4 separate regions of the Homo sapiens genome follow, and all the other regions are linked to region 1. Evidence: chromatin contacts called from ENCODE Hi-C or POLR2A ChIA-PET data. All regions are on one chromosome and are shown on one strand. Each heading gives the region's core, a stretch centred on a gene start or an enhancer-like site at or near the end of the contact. The rest is flanking DNA. Distances are from core to core; before and after follow the strand shown.

Evidence for each region. Hi-C counts contacts between places; a loop is a spot of excess contacts on that map. ChIA-PET counts read pairs that join two places held with the same protein, here RNA polymerase II (POLR2A). Pooled maps may share reads with other maps.
Region 2: a map with no recorded cell type shows a loop between it and region 1 (10-fold over the local background). The contact joins the promoter of LHX8 here to the promoter of NEGR1 in region 1. A Hi-C loop is called at or near these places in 4 of 37 single-sample maps with no recorded cell type and 6 of 50 pooled maps.
Region 3: a loop to region 1 is called in a map with no recorded cell type, with 2.9 times the contacts of the local background. The contact joins the promoter of ERICH3 here to the promoter of NEGR1 in region 1. A Hi-C loop is called at or near these places in 1 of 168 maps with a recorded cell type or tissue (IMR-90), 1 of 37 single-sample maps with no recorded cell type and 5 of 50 pooled maps. POLR2A ChIA-PET finds 5 or more read pairs at or near these places in 1 of 52 experiments (BJ).
Region 4: a map of naive thymus-derived CD4-positive, alpha-beta T cell shows a loop between it and region 1 (11-fold over the local background). The contact joins the promoter of LRRC40 here to the promoter of NEGR1 in region 1. A Hi-C loop is called at or near these places in 1 of 168 maps with a recorded cell type or tissue (naive thymus-derived CD4-positive, alpha-beta T cell) and 6 of 50 pooled maps. POLR2A ChIA-PET finds 5 or more read pairs at or near these places in 1 of 52 experiments (Panc1).

What each region holds. Positions count from the first base shown.
Region 1 is chr1:72,280,358-72,285,946 of GRCh38, forward strand. It overlaps NEGR1 (neuronal growth regulator 1), which reads right to left and starts at 2,182. Exons shown (of 7, transcript NM_173808.3): 1 at 1,962-2,182. The coding sequence starts at 2,137. It overlaps LOC105378797 (a long non-coding RNA gene), which reads left to right and starts at 2,577. Exons shown (of 6, transcript XR_947506.3): 1 at 2,577-3,048. RefSeq lists silencers at 2,369-2,428, 2,529-2,618 and an enhancer at 4,000-5,199.
Region 2 is chr1:75,131,781-75,137,369 of GRCh38, forward strand. It overlaps LHX8 (LIM homeobox 8), which reads left to right and starts at 2,608. Exons shown (of 9, transcript NM_001256114.2): 1 at 2,608-3,174; 2 at 4,823-4,909; 3 at 5,320-5,481. The coding sequence starts at 4,835. LHX8-AS1 (LHX8 antisense RNA 1) reads right to left here and starts at 796. Exons shown (of 2, transcript NR_187397.1): 1 at 574-796; 2 at 1-173. RefSeq lists enhancers at 1-755, 2,913-3,425.
Region 3 is chr1:74,670,714-74,676,302 of GRCh38, forward strand. ERICH3 (glutamate rich 3) reads right to left here and starts at 3,079. Exons shown (of 15, transcript NM_001002912.5): 1 at 2,784-3,079. The coding sequence starts at 2,806.
Region 4 is chr1:70,202,553-70,208,141 of GRCh38, forward strand. LRRC40 (leucine rich repeat containing 40) reads right to left here and starts at 3,027. Exons shown (of 15, transcript NM_017768.5): 1 at 2,838-3,027. The coding sequence starts at 2,988. It also overlaps a transcript of SRSF11 not described here. RefSeq lists enhancers at 2,621-2,680, 2,941-3,250.

The sequences.
Region 1 (5,589 bases), core at 932-3,431:
CCTAAACCCTTTAGGGTGGAAATGGTAATGCTCACTACAAATAAGCAATATGTTGCTTGCTACAAAAATACATATTGCAGCTCCCATGATATGTGTTTGCAATCTCTGAAGATAGTGTCTTGCCCTTACCACTGTTGTTCAAACTTCTAAAACAAACTTAACATAAAGAGAAAATACAGGCTTAATTTATATCCTCTCTGTGACAAAGAATTTATCACTGTTACCAACAATGAAAAGTTTTTTTTTACTGTGTAATATCAAAGATATTAGTTACTTTTGTATATAGTGGCATTTGTTATTCAAAACAGAAATTATTAAAAACATATGTATTAGTGTATATTAAAAAATACGATAGTATTCCAAATTTGAACTCATAGGCATGTTCCAAAAGGTGTAAGTCATATACCACACCCACATCATTAAATTTAAATATGTTGCATGTTTCAAACAGAAACATTTCCCACTCTCTTTCACCTTAGACATGTCATGTACACTGATGTTGTGCAAGCCAGACTTACAAGCCAACTACCACCCAGTGGAGAAAAAGAAGATCTTTCAGGGAAATGTGAGGTGGGGTGGCAGGGGGAGAAGGGAGGGTGATGGGAAAGAAATGAAGGAATAGGGCGTTTAGCTTTGTTTAGATCTAAGCTTTGCTGATCATCCATTTATATTTTCATAGGAAATAAAATATTCCCAGACTCCCACTCTGCAGTGTTGCTTAGGGGTAAAATCAGGGTATGGATGTTTATTAATGACAAACCACCTCAGAGCTCAAGCTCAGAGGAAAGAAGGGAAAATGAGAAAAATAAGTAAAAGTGAAGACTGATGGAGGGAGGAAGGTAGGAATAAAAAGGGGATAGAAAGACACAGAAAGAGAAAAAGAGAGAAGCAGAGACAGAGTGAGAGCAGCGAGTGAGACAGGCAGTGTGTACACATGTGTGAGTGACAATGTGGAACAGAGAAGGAGAGTATGCCTTTTAAAAACAGTGAGAGACAATCTGAATGTGGAAGTGGTTCTTACAGCATGGAAGTGCCAGTGCATGTGAGGATGTGAGAGTATGTGAGTTAGTATGTTTATGGAAATAAGATTTATGAGGGTGAGTAAATGGTACTGGAGGGGAACAGTGACCATGCCTGTGTGTGCCACAGGGGTGGGAAACGGTATGGGGAGAGGGATGAGAAATGGGAGTCAAAAGAGGGAAGACAGGGCACAGGATAGGGACATTAAGGAGGAATAAAAAAAATAGACAAAAAGAAAAAAGGGTAAAAGAGAGGAGGAAAGGGGATTAAATGTGAGGAACAGAAATTAGAGTCGTGGAGATAAAAATGAGAAAATATGAGAAGAAATTTTAAAAAGGAGGGAAAAAACAGAAAATAGAAAAGGTATGAAAAGAGATATTGGAGGGAAAAAGAGTTACAAGGAGGTGGGGAAAATGGTATAAGAGAATGAGGAAGGAGAAAAGAAAGAAAACAGAAAGCGGTAAAAGGAAAGAAAGATAAAGAGCAAGAAATCGAGCCTAAGTGTCCAAGTGAGAGGGAAAATAAATGGGAGCAGAGAACAGCAGTTTGAAAGAGTCGCTTATGCTGGAGTAAAATAGAAACAAACCTGATAAACTTGTCAGACTCTCCAGGAGTACCCCATGACAGTAAAACAGAGACCTTGTGCATTGAGTTTCAAAGTGGCACCTGCCCCTCCTTCTAAACCTGACAGTTCACTCATCCCCAGGCTACTTGGCGTTCCGGCAAAGTGCTTTAGCATCACGAGTCCAGCTTGCTACCTGCCCCAGCATAAACGGGCCGGGGCTCCGGGAAGAATCTGCACCTGGAATTCTTGGGATGTGGTCTTTCCATGATGAGCACCACCAGCATTATTGCTTGTGTTATAAAGAAGGCAAAGAGGGTTCAAAGAGAGACAGAAAGATAGACCGAAACAAGTACGAAAAGCACGCCGTTCTTCCTACCTAAGCACCGCCGTGTCCCCTTTTCTGACCATCATGTTGTCCACGGCCGCCCAGGGGAAGTCCACACTCTGTCCAGCCGGGAGGCAGGAGGGTAGCAGGCAGCACAGGCTGAGGAGCACCGCCGCCAGCCACTGGTTCGAGCAACAAGCACCCTGCACCAACAGCATCATGTCCATCCCTGCTAGGGCTGCTCACTCTCCAGCAGCTTTCAGCTCGCACTCCCCCACCCCCTGGTGCTGGCGAGTCTTCCCGGGAACCAGGCGGCGCGCCACAGGATTTTTTTTTTTTTTTTTTTTTTTTTTTTTTTTTGGTGGGTGGGTGGGTTTCTTTTCTTTCTTTCTTCCCCCCACCCCAGTTGTTGGGTGTTGTTTCTCTCTTTTTGTTTTTCGGTGTTTTTGCCTCCCCTCCTCCTCTTCGCTTTCCCTCCCTCCCTCCCCTCCCTCCCCCTGGCACCACACTACACCTCCTCTCGGTTGCTTTTGGCCGCGTCCGGAGTGTGTCTAATTCTCGGGCGGCTCGCACACCATCTAGCGAGGAGGCGAGCGCGCCGGCGAGTGAGGGAGGAGGCGCGGCGGCGGGGGAGGAGGCAGGGCGAGCGGCGGCGGCGGCGGCTGCAATCCCAGCAGCAGCAGCAGCAACAGCAACAGCAGCAGCAGAAGCAGCGCGGAGCGCTGCGCCGGCCGCCGGCTCCCGGGCTCGCGCGCGTTGCCAAGCGGCCGTTTCCTTAGCAACCCCGCCAGGGGACTGGGGATGGAGAAGGGAGGGGGATTAAAAAAATAATAAAAAAAGAAAGAAAAAAGATAGCAAGAAAAAAAAAAGAAAAGCAAGACAACGAAAAAAAAAATAGGAGGAACTGTATCACAATTATGCAAACTAAGGGGGAAAGAGAGGCACCTTAGAATGAAGGCTCTCCTTACTGTCGTAAGCGCTAGAGGGATTCTTTGCTAGAAAAGTCTCCGTGTCAGGGCTGGGGTGAAGAGAGCTGAGGGGCGCTTTGCCTTCCCTCACCGGTGCGTTTTACCTCTCGAGGCACCGTAAGTTTGAAGTCCTCCAAGTTGTGGTCGGCGCCATCATGACGCCGGCGACTGTGAGTTGTTTTTTTGTTTATTTTCTTCTAATCTTGCCTGGGTGGCTACGCTGCAGTTAGCGAGCAGCCAACTAGTTCTCTCTGCGTTTTCTCGGGAATAGGTAGGGACGGTGGCGGGGCGCTGCTTTTTTGCGGGGACACGAGGAGGTGCAAGGCCTTGCGGCAGAGCAGCTTGCGTGTTTGTGGCGGTCGGCCCGTATGGATTGCAGGACGCCCCTCTTTTATCTGTGGGTGTTGACACTAAGTTGTGTGTGTGAGTAGGGGATTGTTTATGGTCAACATGGAGTGTGTGTGTGATAGAGAGCGTGTCGTGCGCGCGGGGGCCTGTGCACGCGCGGCACGCAGGCGCGCTGGGAGGGACGGGGCGGGTCATGCTGGGATGTAGAGTCGGGAAAAGACTGCAATCAAGTGTTTTAATTGTGTAGAGCCCAGGCGGTCCAGTTATGTAAGAGGCAGTTTAACCCATTTGAGCCTATCAGGCCGAATAATCGGCGCATCCGAGTCAAGGCAGGGCAGAGTTAAGGGGTTTAACGAGTCGCAGGGTTGTATTTCTTAACAGCCTCCACACCGCGTTAACAGGCTTGCTCCTCCGCGGTGCAGAGCGGTAACCTCCGCTTCCCCACGCAGCAGCCCCTCCGCAGCTCGCCGGGCTGTTTTCAGCCCTGCCCTGGCCCAAGGCAGAAGGAGATACTAGGCGTGGGGCCACCCCTACTCTTTTTTCTTCTTTCCTTCTTGAACTCATTTCCAGATTCAAGATCCTTAAGCTTTTCCGGGCCATTTGCAAATCAATGCGAGAACCGAGGCTGAGTCGTTAGCAGTTACACCAATCAATCTTGTTCAGCGAGGAGTTTGGGAAGCAGAGCGGGGAAGTGAAAATGGAAAATAAGTAATTAAAAAATAAGCTCCCTCCCCCTCACACACTTTTTCCCTTCCTCCACCCCATCCCCCTTTAGCAGTGTTTGAAGAAGATATTCTTTGCCAGATCCCAGTTCTTCTTTTGGAGGAAATGAAGCAAAACCTCACACGTCCGTAACTCGTTTTCCATAATGCTAGCAGGGTCATTTGGCAAAGCGCACCGAAGCAAGACTCTCTGCAGGGGTCAGCATCCGGCTGCCTCCGCAGACTGAGCTCTTTACGAGGCAGGCAGGGAGTCGTTTTGCTTGGTGGTAGCAGTGTTCAGAGTGATTTTTATCGCCATGCACGGGGATATATGGGGAAAGGGAAGGGTTCCCATCACCTGTGACCACCCAGACTGGCTTACAGACGAATCCTTAACTAGCAACACCTCCCTGCTGAACTGGCACTCCAAGGCTGGGCAGCTAACGGAGACATTTGCGTCAGGAGTCACTGATGTTAGTATTCTGCCTTAACTCTCAAAACCGACTCGGAAACTGAGAGTGCAATAGTTTCAACCGCATTTTGAAACATCAATAAAATGTTAGTCATTTGCGGATGAATGAAAACATTTTCTTTACCGTCTGGTATGCTAGGGAAATAATTGTGAAATGACAGACTCTCACTAATATCGATGCCAAATACCTAAGTAACACTGTCATCTTGTTAACTGCATTTTTCTATCTTGCGTGGCACGCTGATGGATAAAGCGTAAAATTATCTAGGGCAAACGGGGGATTAGAAGACTTGACATGTCACATACATGGGCAAAGCTATGCAGTATTATTTAGCATTTCAGTAGAAACGAGCTAGATTCTATTGAAGAGACACAGAAGGTATAGCTTCCTGCATTGTGACTCAGTTTAGTGCTATTTTAAGCAGGGATGGGGGTGCCAGTGTTTTCTAGTACAAGCTATGAAAAGCATCCTTTTCTGACTGCTGTTTCCCAGAGATCTGACATCTTCAGTGTCCACGGGGGTGGGTTGGGGGTGGTAGGAGGAGGGTTTTCTTTGACCAGGGATGGAGCTATGCTGCAGTTTTAATATGTACAACAACCCTTCAGGCTTGTAAACGGAAACTGGAGCCACTTCTTTTAAAGACAGTTTCCTTTCCTTATTTCTAGTTTTTTATCTCAACTACCATTCACAGATCACACTTAACTCTTGGAGAACCCATCTAAAGAAAGCAATGACTGAACTTAGTGTATAGATGTCTGGATTATGGGGGAAAGTATTTACAGGTACGTCACTATTATTTACAGCAAGTGCAAGAATGTCAGGTAGGGCAGCCTCTCCAGACCCTTATACTTCTAGTCTTCTGACTAAAGAAAATGAATTTAAAAGCTTTTATGACTTCCTATTCCCTAAACCTTTCTAAGGGCAAAACATCTGACAGGCTTTTACGTGGTTTCTAATATTTGCTTTTGAAGTCCTGGAATTCTTACAAACAGAGACTTAAATTCGGATTGTCTTGGCTCTTTTTGAGGGAAAATCGAAACAAAACCAAACAACAACCAAATGAGAAAAAAAAGCTTAAATAGCAAATAGTTCCTTAGTAGAATTTTTTGAAATAGAAGAATTAGTAATAGCATTGTTTAGAACATTTTAGAGGCAAATAGTGGAGTGGGTATAATGGGTTACTCCTTTG
Region 2 (5,589 bases), core at 1,358-3,857, 2.9 Mb after region 1:
CCTGGGACAGGACGCACTCCGAAGTCTCTCAGGCTGTCTTTCCCATGGGCTTGCAAAAAGCCCTGTGGTCCACGGATGTTGGTAGACACCTTGGGTGGGCCTGCCGCCTCTGATTTTCAAATTTTCAATTTAGTAGGTAGGAACTGTCACGACGCAGGCGATTGCTTTTCCACCTGTGGACACATAAGATGATGTTTTTTTGATCAGAGTCTTCGTTCAAAATTGGAATCAATTGGCGTTTGGGCTAAAAACCCTCATTACTAAGACCAAACAAACAAACAAAAACTCTTTTGATTTTTAGCGCACCCCTGTAAAGTAGGAAGATAACTTTTCCGTTGCCCCAGCCGAGGATGAGCGTGGGTAAGAGGCGTGACGCGAGCTCCAGGGAACCGGGCCACCAGGAAGAAGCTATACCTTCGTACGCCCACCCCTGACAAAAGGTCAGAAGGTCGTTGGACCCCAGACCGACAGGACGATCAGCCCTGGGATTCATAGCAAACACATTCCCCTCTTCTTGCACACTCGACCCCCAGCCAAAGGCTTATACCGCCCAGGACATAGAAATTGACTCACCGCCCAGAGGCTTACAGCTCAAGGAGGGGTGCGCGCAGCTGCACCCCGGGACAGGTCAGCATCCCACAAGGCGCCTGGAGTAAAGCGAGGCCAGACCAATCTTTCACGTCTTCTGCTCCTGTCTGACGACCATTCTTCTTCCCCAAGCCCAGAAACCTCTAAAAATGAATCATTTTCTCCACTTATGCAGAGATAGACGCTCTTAGATCAAGGTTAGTATTTTGAAAACCTGACTGAGAGCCGCCTGATTAGGCGAGGGTGGGTGGAAAGACCGCATAAATGCCCGCACCCCCGCCCTGCTTCCCTAACACAGCTCCAGCTCTCTCTGGATCTCCAAATGACCCGCGCGATAAATTCTCCTCGATAGTAGCCAGACAGTACCCCAGATTCACTTTAAACCCTAACACACACACACACACACACACACACACACACTGTAATTAAATATCCAAACCGGACCTTTATGTTTAATTCCACTTTCAACGAAATCCTGCTCTATACACGACCTGATGGCGCCAATGTTCTGCACGACTCTGACTTTCCATTCGGAAGAGCGGTCTCCACAACGATGCTATTTCATGGAAAATGCATTATGTGAATTTCTCCACCACCCCCAATACCGATTTCTGCATTTGATGAAAAACACAAGTCTTTCTGGTTCCCACGCACAAGTTAGCTTTTTGAAAAGTCAGTCCACCCCAATCTTTCAATTTTCTAAGAGGGCACAGATTAATTATATCGTCCTCCTCCCTTCGCTCAGTAAATTTAAACGAGATCTCCCAGAGAGGACCGGCAGGGGGATGGCTAATATTAACTTGTGCGCAGCTGCGCGAAAAGAAAAACAATGGCGATAGGAAAATGCTCTGAAGACTCTAGTGTTTATGGGAGAAAAATGCAATGGAGGAAAAACTAAATTTGTAGTGGTAACTCGGTCCCAGACTCTTACACAGGCTCACTTCATCACAGGAAAGGCTATCTATCTCCTCCGCTAGCCGGCTGCTGACCGAGCTGGGGTCTGGGCAAGATCATTTCGCTCTTTTTCTTCTATACAAATAAGGCAAGGAGATAAGATATGTGTGTGTGCGTGTGTGTGTTTTACATATATATTTCCATCTAATTAAAGCAAAATCCTATGATTCTGTTAAAGGCCTTTAAGAAATAGACTCCTAGATCTTCTTAGTTTCAGAAGTTTAGCTTTTTAAATGGAAACAAAAATCATTTAAAAATAATCTTTTAACCAAATTTGTCTTTATACACTAAATAATGAAATAAAGTTTATACCACAAAGAGTCTGTTTAAACAAACACACCTTCCAATCTTAATCAAAATTAAGGTACCCTGAATACCTCCCTCCGCCGCTTCCCCGCCCCGCAGTCAGAACTTGAGGCAGAAGACAAGGCTGCTCGGGCTTACATTTTGTCTAGGAGATGAAAGAGCAATACTCATTAGCAACATACTTTTGTCTTTCTTGTAGCCTTGATTTCAAATCTAGTCGCAAATCATAAGCTTTTGTGTTGCTCAGATGTTCCTTCTTTATCTTAATGAGAAAACTTTTCGGAAAGGGAGCGCGAACTGCTAGATAAGTCAGCTCCCAGGCTGCCAGGAGCGGTGGCATTCCTCGGCTACACCGGACAGCTGCGAGTTTCAAGAGAATGACTAAAACTTTCAAGTCACCCAGACCTCCACTTCCCCTTCTGCTTGCTGCAGAAAGAGATGTAACCTGAATCTTTGTTTAGGTTTGGGTTGGGGAGCGAGAATTTAAAAGTTATGGCAAATGCAGACAGCAGATTTTTTAAAGTCAAGTTAACAGGACATCCCCCAATTTTTTTTTCTTTAGTACTAAACCTGAAGTCAGTTGGCGTGTTCTGATAAAGATTTTAACATGTAGAGAAGGCGGGTTTTCCTGAAAGAGGCGAAGCAATTTCTCCAGGAAAGACTTTCCCCCACACGCCCCCTTCCTTTATATTAGGTTCCACCCTCTGGAAAACAAAACTTTTTTTTTTTTCTTTTCCTGGAGGGACTCAGGAAAAGCTCAGTGCTCACTTCACTCAGAGCTCAGTGAAGCTGGGAAAGGAATTTTAAGAACGGTTCATCAGAAAGTGGTCAGGCCACAGCGGCCTCTTTGGACGAAGACACACTTGTAGCATTATCCTTCTCGGCATCAGCTTTTATTAGTGGATCGGGGCGGGGGAGGGGGGAGATCGGCAGACACGGACAGCCTCTGACCCTCTGGAGTTGGTATGTGATAAGCAGCCCTAGCAGTGCCATGTATTGGAAGAACGATCAGATGTTTGTGTGTAAACTAGTAGCAAAGGACGTGCCGGAGCTGGCAGTTCCCCCTGAGAAGGTGAGCGAGCCGACGCCTGGCCAGACCAGCTGAATCGCAGTGTCCTTGAAACTCGAGTTGTTTGGGCTCCTAAACAAGGTTCAGAAACTACCTGTAACGGCCTCATCTTCAGACCTGGCAATTTTTTTTTTTTATTACGTAGTAGCGTTAGTCAGTAATCATTGCACTCCCTCCCCAAAAGCTCACTTAACCTGAGACATGGAGACTGTAATTTGGGAGATGAAGCCTCGAGCCTAAGGCGCTCTCAGGTCCATGTGAGTCGTGCTTTTGTTCTATTTGCTGTGGTGATCGTGGCGGTCCGGGAGAGTGGGTCGGGAGGACTGGGCGGCTGTCGGGTGGAACCGGAGACCTGGCTCGTTTCGTTCGGCTGCCCGCGGACACTTGCCTGCCCTGAGGCACACCTCCCTCTGCGGGGCTCCAGAAAGGCCTCCGGGATCCCTGGGCTTGCCGGGAGAGCCATTTTACCTAAAATGCCAAAAGAAAACCGCAGGGCACAAAACGAGTCACGCGGTTTGTCTGAGTAGACTGGGGAAGCTGACAAGCTCTCACCTCACTCGGGAGGCAGGACCTGTGGGTATTTGGTGTTTTAAGTTTGAAATCATCTGCAGCCTGTCTGAGGGCCTCAGCAGGACGCGCGCGGGGCGCCCCTGACTATTTCTTTGCTCCGAAGCCGGTTGGGGACACCAGGCGAAAGCGGAGCTGTTCTGTTTAAACGCCCTTTGTGTGTGAGGACGCGGCCTCAGTGCAGCTACGCTGGGTCCCGCGTAGGGAGCGCACCCCAGAAAGGGAGGGTCTCGGCCGACGGTCCGGGAGGCCCCCAGGTTGGTATCTTGCCTGGTGCTTCCAGAGGGAGGGAGAAGGGGAGGCGAACAGTCAGAAATGCAGAAGTGCGAGCCGCTCGAGTTCGGGGTACCCACCCGCCCCCGAGCTAGAGTTTTTGGAAACGAAAGCGGTCTAAGCCCAGGGACGCTGCGTTTTCGTTTAAGAACAAAACTCCAGCAAATACTTGGAAACACTTGAGTAACGCGCGTTGTTTCTTTAAAACATTTTGTCAGAGGTTGGGTGAGTTCTTTTAATGGCACAAATTAAATTCAGCTGGATATTTTCCATTATTCTACCCGCTTTTTGCGCTGGTTAAAAATAATCCTTTAGTAGCTCAAATGTTGACTTACTGAGCAATAAGTGGCAATTTACACCTTAAAGAAACGAGTGTAAATCACTCGCCACTCTAATTGCTGTAAGTTTACGAAAGAGCTGCTGGCTCGGTTTAATCTGAAGCATTTTCATTCAAATTGTCATCGGAACAAACACCAGGCTTCTTAAATCCCGCTGTAATTAGCTTTCAAGTATCCTATTAAACCTCTTCACCTTTCGGGCTATCCTATTCAAAAAGCCCCCTTTTTAAAATATATATGTGTCTTGCTCTTTTAATTGAGGTTATTAAAGAAATCTAGTTTCTTCTCCCACCCCCTCCTCAATCCTCTTTTCTTCTCTCGCACTCCACCTCCCACTGCCCCGCACCCCCTTTAGCCCGGTGTTCCCCGCTCCGCTATGATTGACGTCTGGAAAGAAAGAGCTTTGTGAGGGGATGATTGTTATTAACTTGTTATCCCCGGCGGGGGGGCGGGGAACCGACGTGCCCGGGTGAGCGCCGGAGACCCGGAGCCCGGGGAGCGCGGGACGAGCTACCAGCGCTCGGGTGGCGGCCGCCAGCGGCCAGCGAAGGAGGCTGCGCGCCAGCCCGCCCGCGGCGCCCGGGCTCAGGCGCCGTGACGGCTGCACGCGCTGCCCCGCACTCTGAGGGCCTTCATTAGCTCGCTCCCCGCGCCGAGGCTGGGGCGGGCAGCACGCTCGGAACTTCTGATCTGTTTCTCCATACTTTCTCCCCCTCCTACTCCGCAGTGTCAGGGGCTCATGTCAGAGGAGTGCGGGCGGACTACAGCCCTGGCGGCCGGGAGGACTCGCAAAGGCGCCGGGGAAGAGGGACTGGTGAGTGCGGAGGGGCTCGCGTGCTGGCAAGACTGGCCGTGGGGAGGCGGCGCAGGACGAAGGGCCGCTGTCCCCGCGCTCCTTCCAGGGCCCAGCTGGCCCCTCCTGCAGCAGACAGAGGACGGGGCGGAGAGGGTCTGGGTGGGGTGGGAAGCTTAGCTGGCCCGCGAGGAGGGCAGGGCCGCAAGACTTCTGGGGTCCGAATAGGTCAGGGGTCGGCAGCCCCAGCGGGTGCGTAGCCAGAGCTTGGACTCGGGGAAGAGGGCGAGAATCGTGACCTCAAGAAGCTGGGGGTGGGGTGGGGTGGCCAGGGGGAAGGGAGGGGAGGCGGTGGGGGCGCCCTTGTGGGTAGGTGGGATGCGAAGGGGAGGAGGGGTCTAGAACCGCCTGCGCCTCGCGGTTTCCTGCAGGTGAGCCCCGAGGGAGCGGGGGACGAGGACTCGTGCTCCTCCTCGGCCCCGCTGTCCCCGTCGTCCTCGCCCCGGTCCATGGCCTCGGGCTCCGGCTGCCCTCCTGGCAAGTGTGTGTGCAACAGTTGCGGCCTGGAGATCGTGGACAAATACCTTCTCAAGGTAGGATAGGGCCTCGGGTGCGAGGCCCAAGGGGAGCGGGCTTAGCGTGGGAGCTCTGGGAAAAGAGTAATGTTCCTCCCACCAACCTTTCCGTTCAAGTTCTGGGTG
Region 3 (5,589 bases), core at 1,829-4,328, 2.4 Mb after region 1:
GAACAGAATAACAGCGATTTTTAGGGAACAAGGGAAGACAACCATAAGGTCTGACTGCCTGTGGGGTTGGGCAAAAAGCCATATTTTTCTTCTTGTAGAGAGCCTACAAATGGACATGCAAGTAGGAGAGAGATTGCTAAATTCTTTTCCTAGCAAGGAATATTAATATTAATACCCTGGGAAAGGAATGCATTCCTGGGAGGAGGTCTATAAACAGCTGCTCTGGGAGTGTCTGTCTTATGCGGTTGAGATAAGGACTGATATAAGCCCTGGTCTCCTGCAGTACCCTCAGGCTTACTAGGGTGGGGGAAAATCTCCGCCCTGGTAAATTTGTGGTCAGACCATTTCTCTGCTCTCAAACCCTGTTTTCTGTTGTTTAAGACGTTTATCAAGACAATATGTGCACCACTGAACATAGACCCTTATCAGTAGTTCTGCTTTTGCCCTTTGCCTTGTGATCTTTGTTGGACCCTTATCATTAGCTCTGTTTTTGTCCTTTACCTTGTGATCTTTGTTGGACCTTTATCAGTAGTTCTGCTTTTGCCCTTTGCCTTGTGATCTTTGTTGGACCCTTATCAGTAGTTCTGCTTTTGCCCTTTGTCCTGTTCCCTCAGAAGCATTTGATCTTTGTTCTGCTTTTTGCCCTTTGAAGCATATGATCTTTGTACCTACTGTCTGTTATTACACCCCCTTCCCTTTTGAAACCCTTAATAAAAAACTTGCTGGTTTGAGACTCAGGTGGGCATCACAGTCCTACCAATATGTGATGTCACCCTGGTGGCCCAGCTGTAAAATTCCTCTCTTTATACTGTCTCTCTTTATTTCTCAGCTGGCCGACACTCATGGAAAATATAAAGAATCTATGTTGAAATATTGGGGGCGGGTTCCCCCAATAAGTCCTCAAATTCCTTATCTGTAAAAATGAGGGTAACTAAAAACCAGCATGAGTGGGAAGATTTAATAAGGTAGTTCATATAAAACACTAGAATGGAGCCTGGCACATCGTATGCACATAATAAATATTTAGTTCTAACACAATTTTCATTTCCGAATACATGCATCTCTAGATTGGATGCACCATCCGGCAATACCATTTATTCAGCACACATTTGTTGAGTTTTATTTTGTTCTGAACACTGTCCTAAGTGAAGGGATCAGAGAAATTAATACAATATGGTGCCTACTTTTCAGGAGCTTACCATTTAAGTGCAAAGTATTTGTTGCCATCTTAACACCTTTCCTGAAGAGTACCATGAAACATACTCTTGCATTAAATCACAAATTTCCCTTTTCCCCATAGGCTTGGAACTAATGGAACTTCAGAAAAATTTGACTTCAGTTTCTGAAATCTTAATCATGCACAGTTTAATCAATAGCTACATTTTTCTCACATTTTAAAATAGATTATTAAATGGTCTAATCAGATTCTAACTAGCCAAAAACTTGAAAAACATAGGAAGACAACCATGACTGACATATTTATTTTCCCAAATGCAAACATACTGCAAACATCAGCTGCTGAAAAATAGTGCTATTTGCATCTTACGTAGCATCTTACATGACCCACAGATAACTAAAAATTGCACAGGAGTTCAGCATCAAAATGTTAAAAAGTACCTAAATTAAATTCAACTTGAGATAAAACAAAAAGTTTATGTAATCATAGCTATATCACTTTTCTAAAAGTTCTGAAACTGATTTCCAACGTGGCACCTTATATGGCTTTAGTTTTTTCAAACATTTTCATTTACGCCATTACACTCAGAGAATTCATTAAAAAGTAAAATCTTGAAGTTTGGGTATAAGTTCCAACACAACGACTAATGTGGTACTTCAAACATCACAAACTCCAAATGATCTCAAATATGTTGTCCTCTGCTAATTTGCTGCTCCTAAAAATGTGCAATAAATGCAATTAAAAAGGAAAGTGCCTTCAATTTAATTGCAAGATTGACTAGGATATTTATCTTCTTACTAGATGTATCATAATAAAAAATCGTCTAATATGCATTACATTGTTTAATTCAGGAGGAAATTGGATATTCTCCCTTCCAATAAAAAAAGAAACTTTTTTTTTTTGCAACAGCCAATAATGACGGTGTTCTTTCTAGAATACATTGAAAATTGCCAAAATAGGTTATCTAAGGGGTTCACCTACCTAAAGCAACTGAAGATCATGAGTAAATACACAGGCACACAACTCCTCCCTCTCTTTTCCTGTGCCATATAACCTTCCTTTATTAAAATACTTTTTAAAGACCCTTATGGTCCTTTTGAGATTGGGCAGAAAAAAATCCCTGAAATAATACCCCCTTTTCCCAATGAAACATCTTTCAATACTGAATGAACTCACACCTCGCTTATATGTAAGCTAAGGTGAGAATGCATCTCTCATTCTCAAATCTCCAAACGAATTCTTATTTTGGTAACCTCTTCTTTTGCATCTAAACACACATGTTCCACACCACAGGATCTTCTTGATCCCAGCGAAGGTCCTTGCTTAATGTATGCGTTTTTCACTTCCATTTTTTAATCCTTCCAGGGTGAAAATTTCAAAAGGGGCGAACGTGGGTGAAAGAAACGAAGAAGGGGAGGGAGGAGACATGATGCCTGGGATTTCTGCCATCCTCGCTGCAACCCAGAATTCGTATATATTTTCCTCTCCCCAGCCCTCCCCCTCGCTCCCCTCTCGCCCCTTCCCTCCGCAGCAGGAGGGAGGAGGAGGGGCAGCTGGCTGAAGCCGCCACCTGCCACAGCGTGGAAAAGCTCCAGTTGTCACTTACCCAGCGGGGTGAGAATGGCTCATTTTTGCAGGATCCCTTTTGGACCCCGCGGCAGGTGCGGAGGGTGGGTGCGTGGGGCCCCGTGCGCGCTGGCGCTGCGACAGTCGCGCTCGAGGGGTGGCTCCGCACCGAGGTCCCCTGTGCGCGGGCACCTGGGCTGGGCCGCCGCCGCCCCTGGGCGCCCGGGCTACCCGCAGCCTCCCGGGCTCCCACCCTCCGTTGGTATCCACAGCTTCCCTGTTGCTAAGGGAGGAGAGAGGCAAGCGCCCAGGGTCTGGAGAAGCGGAGGCGCTACTGGAACCGAGCCTGCGGAAGCTGGAAGTGAAGCCAGCTTCTACCCCTTTTTCTGGGCCCTGATAGGGAGGAGACCCAAGCAAGCCCCTGCTCTGTTGCTCTAGGGCGCGAGTTCCCCAGGTATCTGTAACATGAAAACACAAACACACTCGTGCACACACACAGGCACACCCACACATTTTGGCTGGCGTGCTTCCTGCTAGGCCCTGGGGAAGGAAGGACTGGGTAGCGGCTGAGGGTAATAAGAGCAGGGAGCAGCTACTGCGTGATGCGGTGGTTTCCAGTGCTAAAACAGCGATTGCAAATTTGAGGGAAAGAAGGACGTCTCTCAATCTGTTTTGGGTTTTGAATTTGTTTCTGCATCTGTAAGGCATTACAATCGACTCATTTTCTCCTTGGAAAACCCCTATCCTTCTTCCTAGCTGAGGTCCCCACTTCCAGTGGGCAGGGCTGACAGAGCTGGCTTTCAGAAGATGGGGGAGACGCAGTTATTCAGTAAAGCACCCAGAAACAGTACTTACATTGGAATCCAGTACATGGAATGCAGGGCTTAGATGAAGCAGCCTGGATTTAAAGGAGGATCTGAATGTGGAGGAAGTTTAAGCACTAGACTTAGATAACCTATTCTTGTTTTGTTCATGCTTGGTCAGGTGTTTTGCAGAATGACTTGATCTCTGGCCTCAGGTTCCTCATGTATAAGTGAAGGGTTGGACGCATCAGTGGTGACTGAGCTTTCTAGGGTCTCTATTCTGGGTCAGCCACATTTAGAGGTGGGAAGAGCATCACCTCATTAACGTCATTCTGCTTTTCCTCACGTGGTAAAGACCCACTGAGTATGACAGAGTTCAAACTCCTTAGTGTGACATTCAGGGGCCCTCATCACCTGGCCCCAGTGTCTTTCCCGAGCCTGTGTGACCACTTTCTCCACTACCTTAAACTCTAGCAAAACCAAACTCTTGCGCTATCCCTCTAGTGGAAACATACTTTCACCCTTGACTACTTGGAAAACTTCTATTCATCCTGTAACACTTAGCTTAAACACTTCCTCTTTGACATCCTCAGGTGTGCTAATGACTCTGGCCTCAGGGGGCCACTCGGCTGGGATATGCCTGTTTTGTGCTTACCCCCTGTATAACACTTGCTGAAGTAGATGCTGCCTTTTCTACTCAAATGCAAGCTCCTCCATTTCATTTTGTACATCTATTCCATTTTTCTATATTCTCAGAAGGAAGCAACAGTTTAATAAATGTTTGCAGCATGAGTGAAGGGAAAAAAGGAAACTCTTGAGTGGTGGCATTTGTAACGAGTTGTTACTAAATGCTCTCCTCAGCCTTTTATTGAGCATTTACTATCTCATTTAATCCTCATCTTCATTTTATGAGACAGGTTTTTTTCTCCATTTCATAGCTATCAAAACTAATACATAAAGAAATTAGTTATTTTTTCTGACATCTACAGTGGCTTCCAATGGGAAAAACTAGGATTCAAATCCAGATCTATCTGATTTCAGCCTACAAATGCCTTTAACAATTACAAGTTGATTTACTTTTCCGTGGCCCCTATAAATTGCCAGAGAAGCCAGATATTCTATACCATTACAGGTTTTGGACCTGAGTGACCAGAGCCATTCCAAGAAAAAAAAAAAAATATGATGCTAGCCCAATAGCTTAGGTCCTGAGACTGAAGGATTCAAGGCTGCTTCAGAGCCCAACTGGCCAGAGCTAGACTAAGGCAGAGGTCATCTCCCCGTGTCCCCTACCGTATGTCTATCCCCACTAACATTGGTTTCCATTTGAGGTTGCCCTTAATGCTCACTGTAACTAGATTTCACCTGGATAAAAATCGGGACTGGGGAAGGAGGAGGAGGAACTAGAAAGATACACTGTAACTTGCCCCAGGTGCTGCCAATCCCTAAGGATGGTGTAAATAATGTAATCTTATATAGATACTAGTTGTTACAAAATTCATTTTTGCAAATAGAAAATGGTATTTTCTCACTGGTTCAATGAGAAGGGAAATTAAAATATACTATTTAGATACTCAGGATTCTGTAGAAAAGATTCGCCAGCACTCTGCAGACAGTGAGGTACCCTCAACAGCATGTATTAATTCATAAATGGGGTTTGAGTTCTCCACCCCTGTGAGCTCCACAATTTCACATTCCTGATGAAAACTGCAAGGAAGCTACTAATTTTCACTTCAGAAAATGCTCACTGTGAAAATGTATTGGGAATTTAGCCAGAATGAGTTTCTATGTTAATTTCTAGAATGGAGATAGGGAAAGGGAATAAAGAAAAAAACTAAATTAAACTGTTTCAAGACCAAATAGTCACTGGAGTCCTTTTCACTTTCTCATAGGAAAAAAAAAGTCCCCAGATGTCCCCAGAAGTATCATAAATTTATAAAAAGATTTCAGTTTTATAGAAAGACCTGTGGAGTGAGAGTCAGGGTCAGGAGATTGAGAGAAGTAGAAGGGCAGCGGGGAGATAAGGATTACACCTACAGTGTTGAT
Region 4 (5,589 bases), core at 1,777-4,276, 2.1 Mb before region 1:
GTAGAGCACACAGGATTTTTAGGGAAGTGAAATTATGCTGTATGATACTCTAATGGTGGATATACGACATGCATTTGTCAATTTCATAGACCTGTACAACAGTAAGAATGAGCCCTAACAAACCTATGAACTCCAGTTAATAATAATGTATCAATATTGGTTCATCAATTATAATAAATGTACTACATTAATGCAAGATGTTAATAACAGAGGAAACTCTAAGCTGGAGACAGAGGGTATATGAGAATATAATGTACCATCTGCTCAACTTTCATTAAAAAAGTTCGTTAAAAAATTTTAAAGTATGGTTGTTTGGGGGAAAGGTAATTTTTGTTAGTGTCATTATTATTATTTTAGAGACAGGATCTCACTCTCTTGCCCAAGCTGGAGTGCAATGGCACAATCACAGCACCCACTGCAGCCTCCAACTCAGGCTCAAGCAATCCTCCCACCTCAGCCTTCCAAGTAGCTAGGACTAAAGGCGCACGCCACCATGCTCATCTAATTCTTGTATTTTTTGTAGAGATGGGGTCTCACTATGTTGCCTCAGGCTGGTCTTGAATTTCTGGCCTCAAAGCGATCCTCCTGCCTCTCAATTTGCCAGAGTGCTGGGATTACAGGCATGAGCTACTATCATTATCAAAGTATAGGATACTGAAAAGAGGCCTCAAAGTAAATAGTTAAGGGAAAGGTTTAGAAAGACTTTTGTATGCTGTGCTAAAAAGTTTACCTATACCGTATCTTCTGGGCTATGGGAAGTCATTAAACGTTTTGAGTGATGTAAGATCTGTTTTGGAAAAATAACTCTTGGTAATGACACTAGGATTTAGAGTGTGAGGGTAGTTGTTGTTGTTGTTTATGGACAGGGTCTCACAATATTGTCCAAGCTAGAGTGCAGTGGCTATTCACAGGTGTGATCATAAGGCACTACAGCCTTAAACTCCTGGACTCAAGTGATCCTCCTGCCTCAGCCTCTGGAGTAGCAAGAGTGAGATGTAAAGTAAAAACTCCAGGAAACCAACTAGAAGGTGCTGCCATGATAACAGCAATGGTGAATTTTTACTGTGTACTTTTTATGTACCAGGCACTTTATTTCATTTTATCTCATTTAGACCTTAATAGGTCCTGTTATGACTCCTGCATAATAAATGAGAAATTAGGGCACAGAGTGATTAACCATCTCAATGTTATGTGAGCAAAGATAGGAAGATAAGAAGCACGACCCCGTAACGAACTACAAACAGTTCAGAATTATAGTGGTTTGCCTATCAAAGTTTCACTAACAAGTGATGAAACTGAGGGCTACATACAGCCAGACAGAGAAAGACTTTCTATATTATAGTAACAGGGATTCCTTTTTTATATATAAGCTACAAATACCATGAGTTTCTGCCATTTATATCTTTCCCTCCTATGAAATGCTGTTTATTCACTCATTTAAAATCATTTTATGTACCAGGTAAAGTGTTAGGTTCTGGTTATATAACAATAACCTAAGCAGTTCTAATCCATATCATCACGGACCTAAGAGTCAGAATCCATGTGCTCTCTTAAAGTTTAACAGACGAAACCACCTGAGTCTAGTCAATAAGTACATTCTAGCACACCACTTATGATTTGAGAATACTCATTCACTTACTTATTGCTTCCGCAAAATTTAATAAGACTCTACTATGTACCAAGCACTATTTTCAGTGATAGAAATACAACAAAGCACAAAACAAAGCTCACTGACTTCATGATATTAACCTTTTGGTTGGAGGGCAGAGAAAACAAAAAACATAAATGATATAAATTCTGATAGTGATAAATGCTGTTAAAAAATTAAACAGGTAAGAGAACAGAATGTTAGCATGATAGGTATGCAAGTTTAGAGAAAAATGTTTCAGGTTTTGGGGAAACCAAGTAGATATATATATATGCACAACTGTAGTTTGAAAATGAGTATGTTCCCATTGATCAAAAACTCTTTTAGGTGGAGTAAGGATTCTGTGTCTTTTCATTCATTCAGAAGCATTTGCTTGCCTAATCTACTTTATACATGTCACAATAAGAAAGCAATCATTAGAAGGAAAATGGAAGGTTTTAATCAGTCTTAAAACCTAAATATAAATGAAGAAAAACATTACAGGAAAAATGCTCTATTTCTCCATCTCTCCATTCCCCTCCCTCTCTCTCTTACACACACACACACACACACACACACACGACAATCAGAAGAGCATCTGGCCATTCATTCATGGTACCCAGATTTGTGCTTCTTGGTCTTTAACAGGTTTCTCAGGATGTCCCCACATTCAAACACTCTGTGTGGCATCTATCCTGATCTTCAACTTAGAAAATATACTCATTATTCCTTGTAAGTAGAACTCTGCACAGCTGCATACAGAAGAGCGTCTCGGCAGGGAACAGTGCAGGTTCACAAAGGGGCCGATAAAACATATAATTTTAGCTTTGGTAATTGCCCTTGAAGATTACAATAAGAGGAGGAAAATAAGGGCCAAAGAAACAAAAGATTTGCCCGTGATTTGATAGCTGGTTTCGTCACATATTATGTTGCTTATCCCACAGAATGTGGGAATCCCAGAAAGCGCCCCGTTTAAATTTAGACCGTATTTTTAGCAGGGTCCCTTTAACAGAGATTGCGGGAACCTGGGAAGGAACTGAACTGGGCTAACCAAACCGGTCGAAATGAGCACAGGGATTAGATTAGAGCACAGAAATTCTGGCTAGCAGTCTGAGAAAGGGGGCCAAAGCCAGCCCAGAGAAAAGGGAGGTTGCCTGGGCCAAAGGCTTTCTGACAGGAGACACAATAGGGTCGTACCTCTGGGTCTTACCTTCACTGAGGTTTCTACCCGACAGGTTTAACTGGCCGCTCTTCCTCGCTGCCTTCAACAGCCCTTGGGGTACCGAGGTACCGCAGTCTCTTCCACCTGCTTTGAAACCAGCGCGGAGATCCTGCCCCGCTATCCGCTTCAGGCGCGACATGTTCAAAGTCCTAGGTCCAGAAGCTGCAGCCCCACCCGTGACGCTTAAAGGTGGCGCCGTTGGGATGCCCCGCTCCTTTCGTGAGCGCGCGCTCTGGGCGCTGGGCTCGCGGCCTCGCGCTGGGCCTTCACTCTCTGCGGCGCAGTCCAGATGTCGTCAGCACCAGCGCCTGGGCTGGAGGACAGAGAAGCCTTTTCCGTTGCCGGTGCCGGCCTAGCGTCCTGGAATTACTTCAATCAAGTAAGTGCGTTTAACGGGCTTAAGAGGGGCTTTCGGGTTTATTGTTTGCACTGTTACTGCGACTCCAACCTTCTCCTCTGTGCTTCCACCGTGGCGAGGGTGTGGGGAAAGAGAACCCTCTCTTCTCCCCTCTCCTAGTCTGAACGTGGGCCTTGACTAAAACTTGAGATCTGGGCGCGGTCGGCAGCGTTTCTGGACCCCAGCCTGTGTTTGTCGCTTGTGGTGGTGGCGCCAGACCTCTGGCGTACGGAGTAAAAGAAATTTTCTGTTCTTAAGGCTTGTACTCTGACACCATTCTCGTTGTATTGAGGGTATATAGCTTACCCAGCAAAGGAGGTAATGTGAAATGGAAGGACTGGCAACATAGAAGACAAAAACAAAAATCCTTAAAATTTAATAAATGTTCTGTGTATCAGACAGTTTAGGGAGACAAGTAGTGGTACATGCTTTAGTGAAGCTCAGACAGCTTGGATTTTTGAGCCCTAAAAAGCAAGTTCAAATCTCAGCTGCTTCTTTACTTTAGAAACTGTTAACTTTAGGCAGTTTACTCAACCGCTTTTAAAGCTCATTCCTTTTTTTCATTACTTTGGGGATAATTCCTACCGCATAAGGTTTTTGAAATAAGTGAAGATAAAAACTAGAATCTTGAGCTCTCGGTGAGTCCAGAATAATAGCAAATGAAAATTTTGTTCAATGTAAGTCGGTGTTTCCTAGGAAATTAAAATTTTCATCTGAAATGTACAACTTCTTGATTCAACAAGTAATTATTAAGATTAATCCTGCCTAGTATGTGTACTATCCTGGGTGCTAGACTTTTCTTTTGCCTGAAATGATTTTGTTTTAAAAGCATATGCCAGGGAATACCATTCTAACCCCCATCAAGTCTACTGAGGATTGGTAGAATAGTTGAAAGCTAGGATGAAGGCCCTTTGATCAATTCTTCATCACGCACTTTTACCTGAGTCCAGGTTATTGCTACCTGTAAAATTCGGTTTTTAACTCTACCCTTTTTGTTCTTATTTCTGTGGAGTCCTTTACACTAATATCGAACAAGAGAAAGTTACCAATAGTTGTTACCCTACTAAAAAAGCAAAGAGTGGATTTTTGTCTTTTTTTTTTTTTTTTTTTTGAGACAAAGTCTGGTCTGTCGCCTAGGCTGGAATGCAGTGGCGTGATCCCGGCTCACTGCAACCTCCGCCTCCCAGGTTCAAGTGATTCTCCTGCCTCAGCCTCTCCAGTAGCTGGGATTATAGCCGCGCACCACCACACCTGGCTAATTTTTATATTTTTTAGTAGAGACGGAGTTTCGCCATGTTGGTCAGGCTGGTCTCGAACTCCCAGCCTCAAGCGATCCGCCCAGTTCGGCCTCCCAAAGTGCTGGGATTACAGGTGTCAGTCGCCGTGCCCAGCCTGAGTTTTAAAGGAAAACGACCGTAGCAGCTTTTGCAACGTTATTAATGAGGTCCCTGGTCAGCTTGTCTTCACAGTAATGGTAATAGCTGCCTTATTGGGCCCATACCAGGCTCAGTGCTAATAATACCTCTGTTTGCTATTTCTTATTTAACACAGTGACTAATTTTGCAGATAAGGAAATTGAGGCTAAAAGGGGTGAAGAAACTTACCCAACCTCACAAGTTTCTCTGAATAGCACGACCAGGAATTTGAACCTAGATCTGTCTCCAAAACCTTTCTTTTTAATCACCATGACTTCCCTAGTGGCTTTTCATAATTCCCAACTTGCTTTTTTTTTTAATCCTGTAATCATTGTAAGAGACACTTCAGTTGTTTTTAAGAAGATTTCTTTATTAAAGAACCACCTTTTTCTCTTTATAGTAACAACCTACCTTTGGGGAAGAAACAACCCACCTTTGGAGAATTGAATTGCTCGAGTACAAAATTTTACAGTAACCACCCCTCCCCCTACAATAGATTCTTCTTTCGTTCTTTTTTTTTTTTTTTTTAAGAGACCAGGTCTCACTCTGTCACCCATGATGAAGTACAGTGGTGCGATCACAGCTCACTGCAACCTCGAAATCCTGGGCTCAAACAGTCCTCCCACCTCAGCTTCCTGAGTAGCCATCACACCACCATGCCCAGCTAATTGTTTTTATTTTTTGTAGAAACGAGTCTGTGTTGCCAAGGCTGGTCTTGAACTCCTGGCCTCAAGCTATCCTTCCATCTAGGGCCTTCCATAGCACTGGGATTACAGGCATGAGCCACCTCAAGCAATCCTTCTATCTGGGGCCTTCCAAAGCACTGGGATTATAGGCATGAGCCACCACACCCTGCCTAGTTCAATTTATTAAAAAATAACAGCAAGGTATAATTTTTAAATTTGTTGTTCTTGAAGTTAAATATTTC